5 separate regions of the Homo sapiens genome follow, and all the other regions are linked to region 3. The links are chromatin contacts, found by Hi-C in ENCODE. All regions are on one chromosome and are shown on one strand. The core of a region is the stretch at or near the end of the contact, and the rest is flanking DNA. Distances in the headings are between cores, read along the strand shown.

The links. Hi-C counts contacts between places; a loop is a spot of excess contacts on that map. Pooled maps may share reads with other maps.
Region 1: a loop to region 3 is called in a pooled map, with 4 times the contacts of the local background. The contact joins two enhancer-like sites. A Hi-C loop is called at or near these places in 7 of 37 single-sample maps with no recorded cell type and 5 of 50 pooled maps.
Region 2: a loop to region 3 is called in a map with no recorded cell type, with 3 times the contacts of the local background. The contact joins two enhancer-like sites. A Hi-C loop is called at or near these places in 1 of 168 maps with a recorded cell type or tissue (GM12878), 20 of 37 single-sample maps with no recorded cell type and 7 of 50 pooled maps.
Region 4: a pooled map shows a loop between it and region 3 (4-fold over the local background). The contact joins two enhancer-like sites. A Hi-C loop is called at or near these places in 2 of 37 single-sample maps with no recorded cell type and 3 of 50 pooled maps.
Region 5: a pooled map shows a loop between it and region 3 (3-fold over the local background). The contact joins two enhancer-like sites. A Hi-C loop is called at or near these places in 7 of 37 single-sample maps with no recorded cell type and 5 of 50 pooled maps.

What each region holds. Positions count from the first base shown.
Region 1 is chr11:109,955,027-109,957,726 of GRCh38, reverse strand. All of the region lies in intron 1 of LOC105369484 (a long non-coding RNA gene), which reads right to left. Among named protein-coding and RNA genes, the nearest start is that of LINC02715, 130 kb to the right of the region's middle. Within about 2 kb of position 1,251, at least 3 of the 41 ENCODE cell types and tissues checked have a DNase peak (open chromatin) inside an H3K27ac peak, as active enhancers do.
Region 2 is chr11:110,348,546-110,351,245 of GRCh38, reverse strand. No RefSeq gene overlaps it. Among named protein-coding and RNA genes, the nearest start is that of LINC02732, 5.2 kb to the left of the region's middle. RefSeq lists enhancers at 1,150-1,679, 2,280-2,329. Within about 2 kb of position 1,450, at least 3 of the 41 ENCODE cell types and tissues checked have a DNase peak (open chromatin) inside an H3K27ac peak, as active enhancers do; they include GM12878, where a contact is called at or near this core.
Region 3 is chr11:111,408,554-111,411,253 of GRCh38, reverse strand. It overlaps a transcript of BTG4 not described here. Among named protein-coding and RNA genes, the nearest start is that of POU2AF1, 31 kb to the right of the region's middle. RefSeq lists an enhancer at 1,278-1,337. Within about 2 kb of position 1,261, at least 3 of the 41 ENCODE cell types and tissues checked have a DNase peak (open chromatin) inside an H3K27ac peak, as active enhancers do; they include GM12878, where a contact is called at or near this core.
Region 4 is chr11:110,076,662-110,079,361 of GRCh38, reverse strand. No RefSeq gene overlaps it. Among named protein-coding and RNA genes, the nearest start is that of ZC3H12C, 15 kb to the left of the region's middle. RefSeq lists enhancers at 1,117-1,166, 1,467-1,636. Within about 2 kb of position 1,326, at least 7 of the 41 ENCODE cell types and tissues checked have a DNase peak (open chromatin) inside an H3K27ac peak, as active enhancers do.
Region 5 is chr11:110,026,046-110,028,745 of GRCh38, reverse strand. No RefSeq gene overlaps it. Among named protein-coding and RNA genes, the nearest start is that of ZC3H12C, 66 kb to the left of the region's middle. RefSeq lists a silencer at 668-747 and an enhancer at 1,058-1,217. Within about 2 kb of position 1,362, at least 4 of the 41 ENCODE cell types and tissues checked have a DNase peak (open chromatin) inside an H3K27ac peak, as active enhancers do.

The DNA.
Region 1 (2,700 bases), core at 2-2,501, 1.5 Mb after region 3:
TAAACTATTCTGAACCCACTCAACAGTGCATAGTATAATGCTTGCAATCTTCCCCATGACCTCTCTTGCTAAGATACCTATTCACTTCCTTGATTAGAGAAAACCAAGGAATATAGGCATTTTAAAAACAGATAAAAGTTTTGATCATTTGAAATCTAAAAATGAATCAGAACTTGTAATTTTAAAGTGAATAATCACAAAAGAGAGAAATAGCTGGGTACTCTGACTTATATTCTAGATGACGTTATGTATCACAGTACAAATATTGTCCAAGTGAGCTCCCCTAAATTGTGTGTGTGACATAAAGGGAGGGGAACTTGTATTTATTTTGTAGCTTGCCAAGAGCAAAAGGCTGTCTCAACTTAAATTTTGGACATCTTAAGTTTGTTCATCTTAAATTTGGCTTTGGATTGCTATAGGTTTTCGGGTAACTATTCATATTTCAAATGATGTTATTATTTTGCTTCCGAAGGTTCTTACGTGTTTCTGTAGAATAGGTAACATATTAACGTATTTCACTTTAAAAACAGTAATTGTGGTTACTTTGCCTGCGTGAGTCTATATGTAAACGTGTTTGAAATAGTTATTGAAAGAAGATGTGCTCCCTGATCTTAATGAGGTTAAATCTCACTCTTGTTTCACTGTTTCAAATTTTATTATGATCTTAAATTAAGGTTATATTCACATGGACAGAGCAAAAATTCACCACTGGCATATCTATTTGATGCTGTCAGCCATGTTCACAGCCAGTCTGCAAAATTCATTAGTTATTATGTAAAAGGTGCTTTTAATCCTCAGTAGCAGGATTCTTTCCTTATTTACTTTCCTTTTGCCTTGTAGATATAATTTGAGCAAATAATTTGAAGATGGGTAAATAGAAGTTTGACTGAAGCTGATGAAAGTAAGCACATTGATTAATATTCTTATCATTTTTATAAACTGCATTACAGAAATACATAATTTCTGTAAAATAAAATGTAAAAACAGGCATGGAAGTCAGGGCAAAGGCATATGACTAGAGAAAAGTAAAATGAAACCAAATGTGAGGTGACACCTGGAAGGCAGCCTGTTCCTTTAACACACACAAGCACTCATTCAGGCTAAACAGTGTACACACTCATTTCCAGGTGGGCCACACTATTTAGTTCTATATTTTTAGTAGCCCATGAAATGAGGGGAAAGTGGGTTGGGGGAAATGGGCTAAATGTATAGAGTTGAAATTAAGTATGCTTGTGTAATGGCTCTATTGTTCTCTAAAGTGAGCTGTTCAAAGAACAAAATTTTAAAATTCACTTACCTCTGTAAGTTTCAGAAAGGAGGGAAGTGGTGTAGCTGATCATCTGAAAATATCAGATGATATAGCATAGTCCTATTTTTAGCTCTGAAATGCAACCATGGGACTTTAAAACAACATCCAGTATCTTTTGTTAGAGATGCCACAACCAGTCACGACTGGCTGGCACTGCAGAAAACAGAAAGTTATGGCAAAGGGAATTACTGTTGAGAGCAAAGAACTGGGGGAAAGGCGTCATGCAGTCATTGATGGCTGGTGGGTTCGCTCCAGTGGTACAAGAGTTTTGTGTGTGCTTAAAAATCAGAAGCAGCCACATGTATTCAACCTGTGTTTTTCATCATCAATGACTATGGGTGAAAGTGCTCTTGATTTTGAATGCTCACATGTCTGGGTGCCTTTGGAAATGTGCAATCTTGTCTTGGCCCTTTTAGTGACTGGCTTTGTAGTCCTGAGATAATTGCTTCCTATTTCATCGTCTATTTCCTCTCAATACAACGTGAATTAGATGGCCTTCGAAGACCCTTCCAGGACCAAAACTTTAAGCAGGTCCCACAAACCTCACACATATAAACACGATTCTTTTTTTAAACACCTCTACAGTTGAATTCAAGTAGCCCCTATTTCAATAACAGTGAGAGAGAAAAAAAAATAAATCAAATCAAGTAAACAAACAATAAACAAATTAACCTTGTCACTTTGATTTTCTTCTGGTTTAGAATTTAGTCTTTCGGTGTAATTACCAAGAATTTAAATTTTGTTGATTCAAAATTCAGGTTGTCAGGGGTGTCCTTTTCTCTCAAGGGCTCCTGTAACTCCTTGCCCCTGCTCTCCTGGATGTTTCCCTCCTCCTTTTTGTCCTGCTTTACTGCTGATGAAACTGGAGCGTTCCCTGACCCCCCCTAGCAGGACATGCAACAGGGGTGTAGCTTGTCTGTTTGGCACTGTGCATACTCAAACTCCTTACAGGAGGGGGAGCATGCAGATGGGCAGGTGCAGGAGCCGGACCGAGCACCCCTGGGCCCAGGCCCCATGGCAGTGTCTGTGGGTGGGATCCTGCAACCCCCAAAGCCCAAGTGGGCCTGTGTTACAGTGTGCTCTTTTAGCCTTGCTGTCCACGGATGGCTTAAGTGTTAACCAGCTCAGTGCCCTCTTCGTACCTAGGTCTTTGTCTGGTGTCCAGGAAGAATTGGGTCATATATAAACCTGAAGGATGTGTGCAGGGGTTTTGTTGAGTGGTGGAGGTGGCTCTCAGTGGGGTGGATGGGGAGCTGGAAGGGGGATGAAGTAAGAAGATGATCTTCCCCTGGAGTTTGGGCAGCCGGTGTCCGTTCTCCTCTCCGACCATTCGCAGCTGATCTTCTCTTGGCATTCAGATACTCCTTTTTTTTTTCTTTCTGCCATGCTGT
Region 2 (2,700 bases), core at 201-2,700, 1.1 Mb after region 3:
ATATGTGGCCAACATAACATTACAGCCCCCATTCCTGCTTAGGAATAATGACAGTTTTTTAGTAAATGACATCCTTTAAAGGCAAATTACACATATTGGTGGTTTCTGGATGTTTTAAGGTTTCCACGTAGTTTTTTCAACTGACAATCCCTGTATAGGGATCTTGGAGAGTTAATCATCACACCACAGTTTTCAGCAATACACTCATATGTTTATACTGACAGTCAAGACATGTTGGTGGCCCAAAATGAAATGATTACATTTTGTAGAACCTCCTTCCCATAGGAGGAGTGGTAACGAAAATGTCTCTGGAGAAGAAACTAGTTCATATCACTCAGAATTAATGTCCATCCAGAAAGAACACATACAAATAAAAAGATATGTCATATTCTTGGCTTGGAAGACACACATTGTAAATATGTCAGTTTTCTCTGAAACTGATCTATAAATTTTTTACAGCTCAATAACAATTCCAAAATTCTAATGGAATTCTTTTGGAACTTGGCAAAAAATATTAAAATTTGTCTGGAAAATAAAAATATGCCCGAATAGCCAAGAAAATTCTAACACAGAAGAATATTAGGGAGAGCTTTGCCAGTTATTTAAACTGCAGTATTTATTGCTGATATACTGCTGCAGGAATGGACAGATGATCAATAAAACCAAATAGTGAGAACAGAAGCAGATCCAAATACAAATGAGATTGGATTATATAATAAAGTGGGGAAAAGAAACACATTATTCAGACAACAGGCTAGTCATTTGGAAAATGAATAAAGTTGGTCCCTACCTTGAACTTCCAGATGGAATAAAGATTTAAATTTGTAAGAAATTATAAAGTACTACAAAGTTAGGCCAGGTGTGGTAGCTCATGCCTGTAATCCTAGCACTTTGGAAGGCTGAGGAGGGCAGGTCACTTGAGGCCAGGAGTTCGAGACCAGCCTGACAAACATGGTGAAACCCTGTCTCTACTAAAAATACAAAAAATTAGCCAGGCGAGGTGGTTGGTGCCTATAATCCCAGCTACTCGGGAGGCTGAGACAGGAGAATTGCTTGAACCCAGGAGGCGGAGGTTGCGTGAGCCAAGATTGTGCCTCTGAACTCCAGCCTGCATGACAGAGCCAGACCCTGTCTCAAAACAAAGAAACAAAAAAGTAATACAAACTTTCAGATGAATTTTTAAATATAATTTTTAAGTGAAGGAGGACTTGAGGCCTGACACTTGGCTGTTCAGGCATCAGATTCCCTACCTTTGAGGGAGGAATTCCCCACTGTGAGTGATTGTGGCGTGACAGAGCGCACTGTCTCCTGGAGCTGGAGGAGACCCATTCTACCCCAGCCCACACATACGGCCTTGTGGAAACTCCCTGTGGCTTGCTGATTAAAGAAGAAAATGTTCAAGACTAGTTTCCAGATGACTCTTCCCTGGTCTAAGGACACTAGCACAATTAGGACTATTGTTGCAACTTTCACCCGCTTAGGGGCGGCCTTGAAAGACAATTGAGAAGGAAAATCTTCCCAGGGGCAGAACTCTAAGCAGTACATCTCATGATCCACCTTCCTGGAAGGAGAAATGACCTTAGGATTTAGAATCCAAAGGGACAAAAAAAAAATGTTTCAGTCAAGGGACATATTAAAGAGCTCACTGAATAGGAAAGTGAAACTCTTACTTTGCCACTTTTTGGCAAACAGAAAAGAACGTCTGGGTATAGACTGGGTGATTAATTCTGAGTATAAAAGAAAAAGAGTTATTTCAGCATAATAGGAGAAGAGAGGTGACCCCAGATACATTTCCTCAGTCTCCCCAGCCAGGATGCTAGTAACAAGACATAGGCAGGACTGCTGAGGACTCAGATTCCTTGGAAATGAAAGTTTGGGTCACTCCAAGAAGTAAAGAACTCTACTAGCTTAACACCAAGTTGAGAGCAAAGAATCATTTTTGTCATTTCAAAGACAGCACAAATGCATTTTGGCTTATGAAACCCAGGAAGCAGACTGACTAATTTTGACTTGTCACTATCGCCCCATTTTAAGCACAAGGCCTGTTCACATTTCAGAGAATATATGTCTTCTTGTTCACTGATAACTCTGCAGAGGAAGTCTATAACATCTGCTGTTTTTTTATCCTGTTCTCTCTTCAGCCTCCTTCATCTCTGCCTCCTAGGCCTTGGAATGAACTCTCCAACTCTTTCTCTTTCGTAGTCCCTCAATTCACCAGGTGTTTCCCACCTCTGTGCACTTGCGCCATGAGCTCTTCCTCCACCCTCTCCCTCCATGGCTGCTTACTGACTGCCAATTGAGATTCACCCTGACAGTCCCCTCTGAAGCCTCACCAGTGTAGGCCCAACAGAACTGACCACTTCCCCCTTACTTCTGTCAGAGTACCTATAATACTTTATTGGCATTATAGGTTTGCATGTTTGTCCCTGCTTAGCAGACTTCTTACTTATTTACCTATTTACTTTTGAAACAAGGCCTTGCTCTGTCACCCAGGCTGGAGTGTTGTAGCATGATCATTGCTCACTGAAGCCTCAAACTTCTGGGCACAAGGGATTCTCCTGCCTCAGCCTGCTTGGCAGCTGGTACTGTCAGAGGCATTTGAACCATAGCAACTCCATCTAGAATAGGAGCTAGGTAAAATGAGGCTGAGACCTACTGGGCTGCATTCCCAGACAGTTAAGGCATTCTAAGTCATAGAAT
Region 3 (2,700 bases), core at 12-2,511:
GAGGAGAGTAGAAGGAGAAAGGAGCAGGAGGATGCCAGATCATTAGGGTGTGGGTCAGAATGAGAACTTGAGACTCCGCCCAAGTGGGATGGGAAACCATTGGAGGGTTTAAAACAAAGCAGGGGCATAGTTATGCCTTAAAAGGATCACTCTGGCTGCTGTTACTGTGGAAGAACAAAATTAGAGGCAACAAGACCAGGTAGAGAAGGATCACGTTAATCTAGGGTAGAAATGATGATAGCTTAGGCTAGTGTGGTAATGTCGGCGGAGATGCTGAGAAGTAGTTGTATATTAGACATATTTTGAAGGTAAAATTAATAGGATTTTCTGACAGGCTGGGTGCAGAGGATGAAAAAAGGAGGGAAGCCAAGGACGACCCCAAGTTTTTTGTCCGAGAAACTTAGATATGATTGCCATTTGCAAGAGGAGCTGATTTGATGGGGAAAATTGTGGATTTTGTTTTAGACATGTTAAGTTAGAAATGCTTACTGGAAAATCAGTAGACAGGTTGAGGATGCATTTGCTTATATGAGTTAAGGTTTGTGGGAGACATTTAAAGTAGGATGGACTTTAAGGATCTTCTACTTCATCTCACAGCTGAATAAACTGAGTCTGAGTGAGGTGAGGTGGCCTTGACCAAGGGCACACAATGAGTTGGTCATAGTGCTTACTTTTGGTCTTTTGTACTCATTGCATGCTATCTCTCCGTGCATGGAGAGACAGCAACAAATTAGGTCAACAAATTATTAAGGTAAATTTGTTTATTTGGAATTCCCAAACCTTATAGGGTTGTGGAAATGAAAGAAAACCCATCTTTGATATTTCCTGCCAAAGCCTCATTCCTAGGCTAGAGGGCTCATGGGTTGGATTCTAGGGGCCATTCTTGAATCTCTAGTTATATCAGGAGGATTGCTTGAGCCCAGTAATTTGAGACCAGCATGGGCAACATTGTAAGATCCCTGTCTCTACAAAAAATTAAAAAATTAGCTGGGTGTGATGCTGTGCACCTGTAGTCCAAGCTACTTGGGAGTCTGAGGTGACAGAGCCAAAACCCTGTATAAAAAAAAAAAGAGTTTCAGAAAGGCCCATAGACTCATTTTACAAATGAGGAAGTTGAGGCTTAGAGCAGTTAAATGACTAATTCAAGAGCCTATTGCAGGTTAGTAACAGACCTGAGACTGGAACTATGTCTTCTGACTTAACAGTGCAAAACTTAGGACTTGGAGTAGGGAGATCTGTCTTCAACTTCCATCATTTCCGTGCACCTAAAGCAGGAAGAATGAGTCCTTCACCTTCTTTAGGTTTTCACTTCCCCAAGTATGTGACACTATGCAAGTTACTTATCACTCCAATACATTAGCTTATTCATTTGTAAAGCAGAGTTAATCAAATGAGATAACTTACATAAAATGTTTCAGGAAATTGCTTTTTTTCCTACTATAGCACACAGCATTTCATATGCCAAAACCATCCAAAAGATAGGAAATCCCAATTGAACCCTTCATTAGGAAGAGGATACTGACATGGGAGAGTCCTGTGCGCATGACTTATATCCCTAGTGTCTTAGTCTGTTTGTGTTGCTATAAAGGAATACCTTGAGATTAGGTAGTTTATAAAGACAAGAATTTTCTTTGGCTCATGGTTCTGCAGGCTGTAAAAGAAGCATGGTGCTGGCGTCTGCTTGGCTTCTGGTGAGGGCTTTAGTGCTGCATCAAGACAGGCAGAGAAGGTCAAAGAGGAAGTGGGCACATGGGAAGACAGACCAAACCTGAGGGACATCCTGGCTTTATAAGAACCCACTCTCATGGGAACTAATCCATTTTCCCAAGAACCAATCCATTTCTCAAGAGCAAGAACTCACCCATTGCCTTGAGAATGGCACCAAGCCATCCCACCACAAGCGATCCCCCTATGACTCACCAGCTCCTATTAGGCCCTGCCTTCAACACCACCACAGTGGGGATGAAATTTCAACATGTGTTTCAGTGGAGTCAAATTATATCTAAACCACAGCACCTAGCCAGCTCCTTTTCCAGCTCCTATCATCTCCTAAAGGGGTGACTTTTAAATTTTTCTCCTCTACCACCTCTTCTATCCCTCTCAGAGGAAATATATGCAGTCAGATGGGAGCTTCTTTGATTTTCTGTAACCACAAACATCTGCATAAACACCCATTCCCATCTCTTCCTCCTTCTGAAATGGCGTTATCCCACTTTTTCCCTTGGCTAACTGCAATTCCCACTTCTTCTTTTCAACTCGACTCAGAGTCCACTGCATCCTGCCCACATCCACCCTCCCATTAGCAGATTGGCTGCCATCTTGTTTCCTCCCACAGCACCTTGTGTCTCCTTGATCACAGCACGAATCCCATTGTCTTATAATATTTGCTTACTCAAAAGCCTCCCTCATTAGAAGGTAGGGATTCTATTTGTCATCCCACCTACCTGGTGCCTGGCACACAGTATGTTCTTGACAAATGTCTTTGTATAGGTGAATAGGTGCACGATGCTCACTTGGGTTGCCCTGAAGATGACTTCATTAGCTTATGTTGCCATCTCTCATGGGTCTGAATTTCCTGGTGAGAGAAGAGTCTTCAGGTCATCCAGGATCTCTCTTTGCACCTCTCACCTTCAGGTAGAAATGAATGAAAGCAAAGGTGCTCTGTTTTGACTACTTTGCTCCAGCTGTACACCTGGTCCC
Region 4 (2,700 bases), core at 77-2,576, 1.3 Mb after region 3:
TATTCCAGGAAGATATCAATGCCTCTGCCAATAGGCACTGACACCACAGCTTGTCTTACCTCCAGCCTGATGCTGGCACTGGAGGTGGCCACTAGAATTGTTATGCTTGCTGCTTCTGCAAAATGAATATAGCTTCTGTCCCTGCTATTACCCTTGCCAGAATGGACTCCTTGAGGTTCCTCCTTCTTTGGTCATGAGCTCTGGGTTCAAAATGTGAGGGGAATGCATCCAATCAGATGACTCAAAGCCACATGCCATCATCCTAGCTGCAAGAGAGGCCAGGCAAGCTAGTACTTAGAATGTTCAGCTTCTAGAGTGGGAGGTGGGCTCTGCCTCATGAGGTTTCTCATGCATAGTGAAGGGGCTTAGATGCTGGGGAGCCAAAAACATTAAAAATATATACAAGGTTTGTCTTCTGTTAATAAGCGCTTGATTTAGTTAATACAAGATACTTTGACACACAGCCTCTAATATTTCAGACATTTCCTTTATGGCTCTCAATTTTTGTTGGTAATTCCTGCAAGGTCCCCAAGAAAGTGATTCACAAGAGCCTTTTACCTGAATAATTTTTCTCAGGAATATTATGTAAATAGTATTTTTACTTCAAAATCTTAACATTTACCAGCATTAAAAATCAAGATATGTTTTTGTTGCACAAATATAATTGTTAATATATTGAATAATTAGCTATAAAAATAATGAATCAATTGGACACTTTTATATTTAAGATATGCCAAAATTACATAGCATTAAGACATGTATTGTCATGATAATATATTAAACAAGGAAGGAGTATCACAATAAATATTTTATTTATTCTTATATATTTTTTAGATTTCTGTCTGGACCTCTGACAATATACAGATGTAGTAAAGAAGATTCAATCTCTTTTTGTTGCTGGTGGACTATTTTTGTAGTCCAATATCTAAGACTAATAAGAAACTCTCTTATCAAAGCTACCTAATAGTCATTTCACAATTGATTAGCAATGCTAGTCGTGATGCAGATACATGCCACATGTAAAAATTTCTAATATCTATGGCCACTGTTTATTCTCTTCCAACTCCTAGTGTAATTAATTTAGAAGTTAGGAAATTTATAAGCCAGATGGGAATTAGACTATGCTCAAAAGCCCAGGAGACTTTTGTCTGTATGTTTTTGGTTGTTCCATAGTGAGACCATATTTTCCCCAGTGATGTTAATGAAGGGATGAGTGGCCTTTCGTTGGTGCTTACTCAGTCTTTGTCTTTCCTGTGAGTCATTATTGTTTTCTAGCTAGATACTGTGGCCAGCCCCGCTTTCAATATGTCATTTTCATTCATTTGGAAACTAAAGAGCTGTGCTTTGCACCACGTCCTTGATGTCAGCAAAGCCAGCTCTGTCGGACTAAAATGCAGAGACATGTTTGCAGCTAGTGCAAAGAGTTGCAGGCTGCCTATCTCAGGGAAACAGCTGCGTGGAGCATGTGAAAAGCGCTATTTAGAAGGGTTTGAGGGCTTGTATGCCTAGAGCAACTAGCACCTCAAGCCTGGCCTTGGTAAGAAAGCTGGCCTTCATCTTTGTGACTGGGAGTTACAGAATGTACCATGTAGGGGAGATATGAACTCCCTGTAAAATAGTGACATGACATATATCCCTAAGTGTCCCATGGGATGGTCATCTTATAAGGGATAAATGAGTTAATACATGTAAAACAGAAAGATTCTTGGTTATTAAAATGATCTAAGCTTTTCACATATGTTATCTCATGCAATCTTTATAACCACTCTATTCAGATAAGGAAACTAGGTCTAGAGATGTGACGTAAATTTCCCAAGGTCACACAGCTAGTCAGTGGCTGAGTTAAAATTCAAACTGAGTTCTTCCAGACAATCAGAGCCCTTAACCTTTACCAATGAACTCAAATTCAACACCTGGAATTATATTCTGTTAGTGATACCAGGGGCAAAGTACTGTAGTTGACATGGAAAGAAAAAAAAGTATGAATTAAAGAGAACTGTCCTGAGCATGCCCTAGTGTGATGCTCAGATAAAGGAAGGAGCCCCTGCTATACAGTTTGGAAGTTCCAGAAAGGAGACAGCTGAGCTATGTCCAGAAGCCATTTGAAAGTCTGATGAGGGATTCTGTTGACTTTTGCATTCTTCAGTGTATTTATACCCTTCCCCAAATTACTTCACTATATAAATAAACCTACAGGTGTGGGAAAATTGAGTGTGTGATAATTAAGATTGGAGACAAAGAATTAAAAAAGTCAAGATATGAAAACCCTTCAGTTTGTGATAATGATCATGGCACCTCAGTAGATGTCTAATAAATTGATGAAAACTTAGAGATTATCTCAGAATGTTTTGTATGTAAAGCACGGATTACATCAAACAGAATTAAAGCCTTTTAGATCATAATAAAAATAATTTATGGATGAATAATTTTAACGGGTGATTTGAAAAAACCTGGATCCTTCTAAGAAGAGACATGTGGTTGCATAAGACAGGAAGATTTACTGCAGTCAATTCTCAGAGGCCTCAGAGCTCTAGTTAGCATGGCCCCAGGCATTTTATGGTTTTTACAATCTATTTGCTTTTAACTATATCAGCTTCTAAGGGCTGGATATCCTTCCGGGAGTAATGCTGTAAGGAAGTTAGCGTTGTCCAAGACCCTAAGGCACTGCTGTTCAGAATCTGTCCTTAATAGTAACAGAAG
Region 5 (2,700 bases), core at 113-2,612, 1.4 Mb after region 3:
AATTCAGGTAACACTGGGTTCTCATATCAGTGCTGCCATTTATTAGTACTATGACCTTGGGAAAGTTAGTACATGAGCCCAAGTTTGCTTATCGTAAAATAGGAATAATAATAATATCCCTTAGGGTTATTTTGAGAGTTGGTGGTACCAGGCACATACCATAAATGTTAATTATTTCTGCTATAACACCAGAATTGAAGAAAGGGACTGGAATAAGGGAGAGAGAAGACACAAAAGAAAACATGCCTACAGAACACATTTGTCCAAAGTCCACTTTACCCAGGTCATCTTATCTCCCAAGGGAAAATTGGGTCTCAGAAAGAAGGCCAGGGAAACAGCCCTGCAAACTCCATGGTAAAGGTCTTCCCTCGGAGGGAGTATGTGCTGTTTAACATTCAACATGTGCCATGTGAAACCTCCTCCTGGTCTCATTTTTCCTCCTTACCTCAACCTTCCTGCACTCCACACTTCAGCCTTTTGGGATTTCTAATCTTCAGATAATGACACATGTCATTCTTCTGCTTGGGAAACATTCTTGGCTGATTACTTCTAACTTGAACGTTGGATCTCAGCTTTGATGTAACTACCTCTGGGAAGCCCCCCTGCCCCACTAGACTGAGCTGAGTGCCCCTCCTGTGTGTTTCCCCACATCATCTGCCTGAGAACTCATACCACTCATTATGATTTCTTGTTCATGCCTGTCTTCCCCACTAGGTTGTGGTCAGTGAAAGCAGAGACCACATCTGGTTTACTCTCCATAATATCCCCTAATCACCATCTAGCGTAAATGGCAATGAAGAGGAATTCAAGAAATACTAAATAAGCGAGTGAATGAATGAGTTTTATGCTGAGATTTAGGTGAGGGTAAGTTGCTTTGGATTTATGCTAGCATTTCTACTCTGATCTGAAAAGATCCTTGTTAAGACAATATTATTATTATTCCTCTTTTCCTTGTAGAAACTGTCTACAGATTATTTACACCTCAAAACATGAAGGGCTTTCCGTGTAGTTAAAGACAATGTAGGTAGGGGCCATTTCTGCTTACCAAACTTATGGTTTGACCAGGATCTTGGTGCTTTATCAGATAAAGAAGAATGTGTATATGATAACACTTGTTGGTATAGGTGTCTTCCAAATCATGTTGAAAAATACAGCATTAAAGCTCTGTGAAAGGAAAACTAATTTGAGTTCCTTCTCAGCTGGAACCTATTTGTACTATTTTGGGTACAAAAGACTCTCAATTACTTTCCCCTTCATTGGGACTTTTCTGATTTAGCATGTGACCTCCTCTCAATTGGTGGTTAAACATGGGTGACCATGCATTCATCATTTAAACCAAAGCACTTCTGAGTTCCAGCCCGTGACTTGAGCCTGAGAACAGTTCCTCTTTGTGTTATGTGTTCAACAAATGAAAGGGGAATCACAAGCCCTACTTCCTCTAGAACAGAGGATTGGAAGGGTGAGCTTACTAATATGTAGTTTACATTACACGTTGGGGTTGAAAACCTCAGTCCAGTTGCTATGCAATTGGGCTTTGGAATGGAAGAAAGCAACATGTGGAGGTGTCCATTTTATTTTTCCATGGAAAAATAATTCATTTTGAAATGGTTTCAAGCTTAAACAGAACATTTGCAAGTACAAAGATCTCCCAGGCTCCTCTCATCCAGTTCCTCAACTGTTAATATTTCACTGCATTCCCCTCCCCCTTTCTCTGTTGTATAATTTATAAAGAGGAGGGGAAAGTCCACTCTTGTTCCTAATACCATGGGTGCAGTATCAGCAGGAGGACTTGGCAAACAACCCAACAAGAAGGGCTGGAAATTGGAGAACAAAAGTATTTTCATAGGCAAATTCCATATGCTGGGCATTGTGCTAGTTCCTTTGCAAGCATTACTTCTTTAAGTCCCTGGAAGAATCCATTGAAGATTATGATCATTCGCACTCTACAGATGAGACAACTGGTGCTCAAAGGGATTAGAAACTTGCCCAAGGTCACAAGGCCAGAAAAGTGATGCACTTGTGTGTACCATTTTAAAGCTTCTCTTTCCATGACAGCTTGCCTTGTCACTGTAAAAAGAACATTCAATTGGGAATAAAAGGGTCCAGCCCAGTTCTAAATCCATGTTATCTTCAGCAAGCAACTTACGTTTATAGAGATTCAGTTCTTTCAACTGTAGAATGAGGGAGGCTGCACTAAATTAGCCTTAAGATTTCTTCCAGCTCAAAACTGAATAATTTAATAAGTGCCATATTTTTGCCAGGCTCACTGACAAAAGTACATTGAATATATTAGTGTCTACTGTAGGAATAGGAGACATAGAGCTTAGGACTTAGAGCTTATTTAATTCAGCAGCGAACTAGTTAATTTCTTCTATCTGTTGGGTTGTCCATTTGGATAGACATTTAAATGGTTGTCTATTTAAAGCATCTACCTGTCCTTGACCTTTTGCTACCTTTTGCCCTACCCTATAGCAGTTGAGTGTTCACTCCTCACATCCTAGGAGTTGGGATAATTCTGAGGGATAGAGGTGCCTCTGCTGGGGAAATTGAAGGAGTAGACTTAAATCCAATTGATTTTGAAATCATCCTTGGTTTGAAATCATCCTTGGGAACCTAGTAGTCACTCTGTGTACAAGTTTCTATCTTCAAAGAGTTCTATATTATTCGAAGAGTACTATATTAAAAACACCCTCTTCCTAA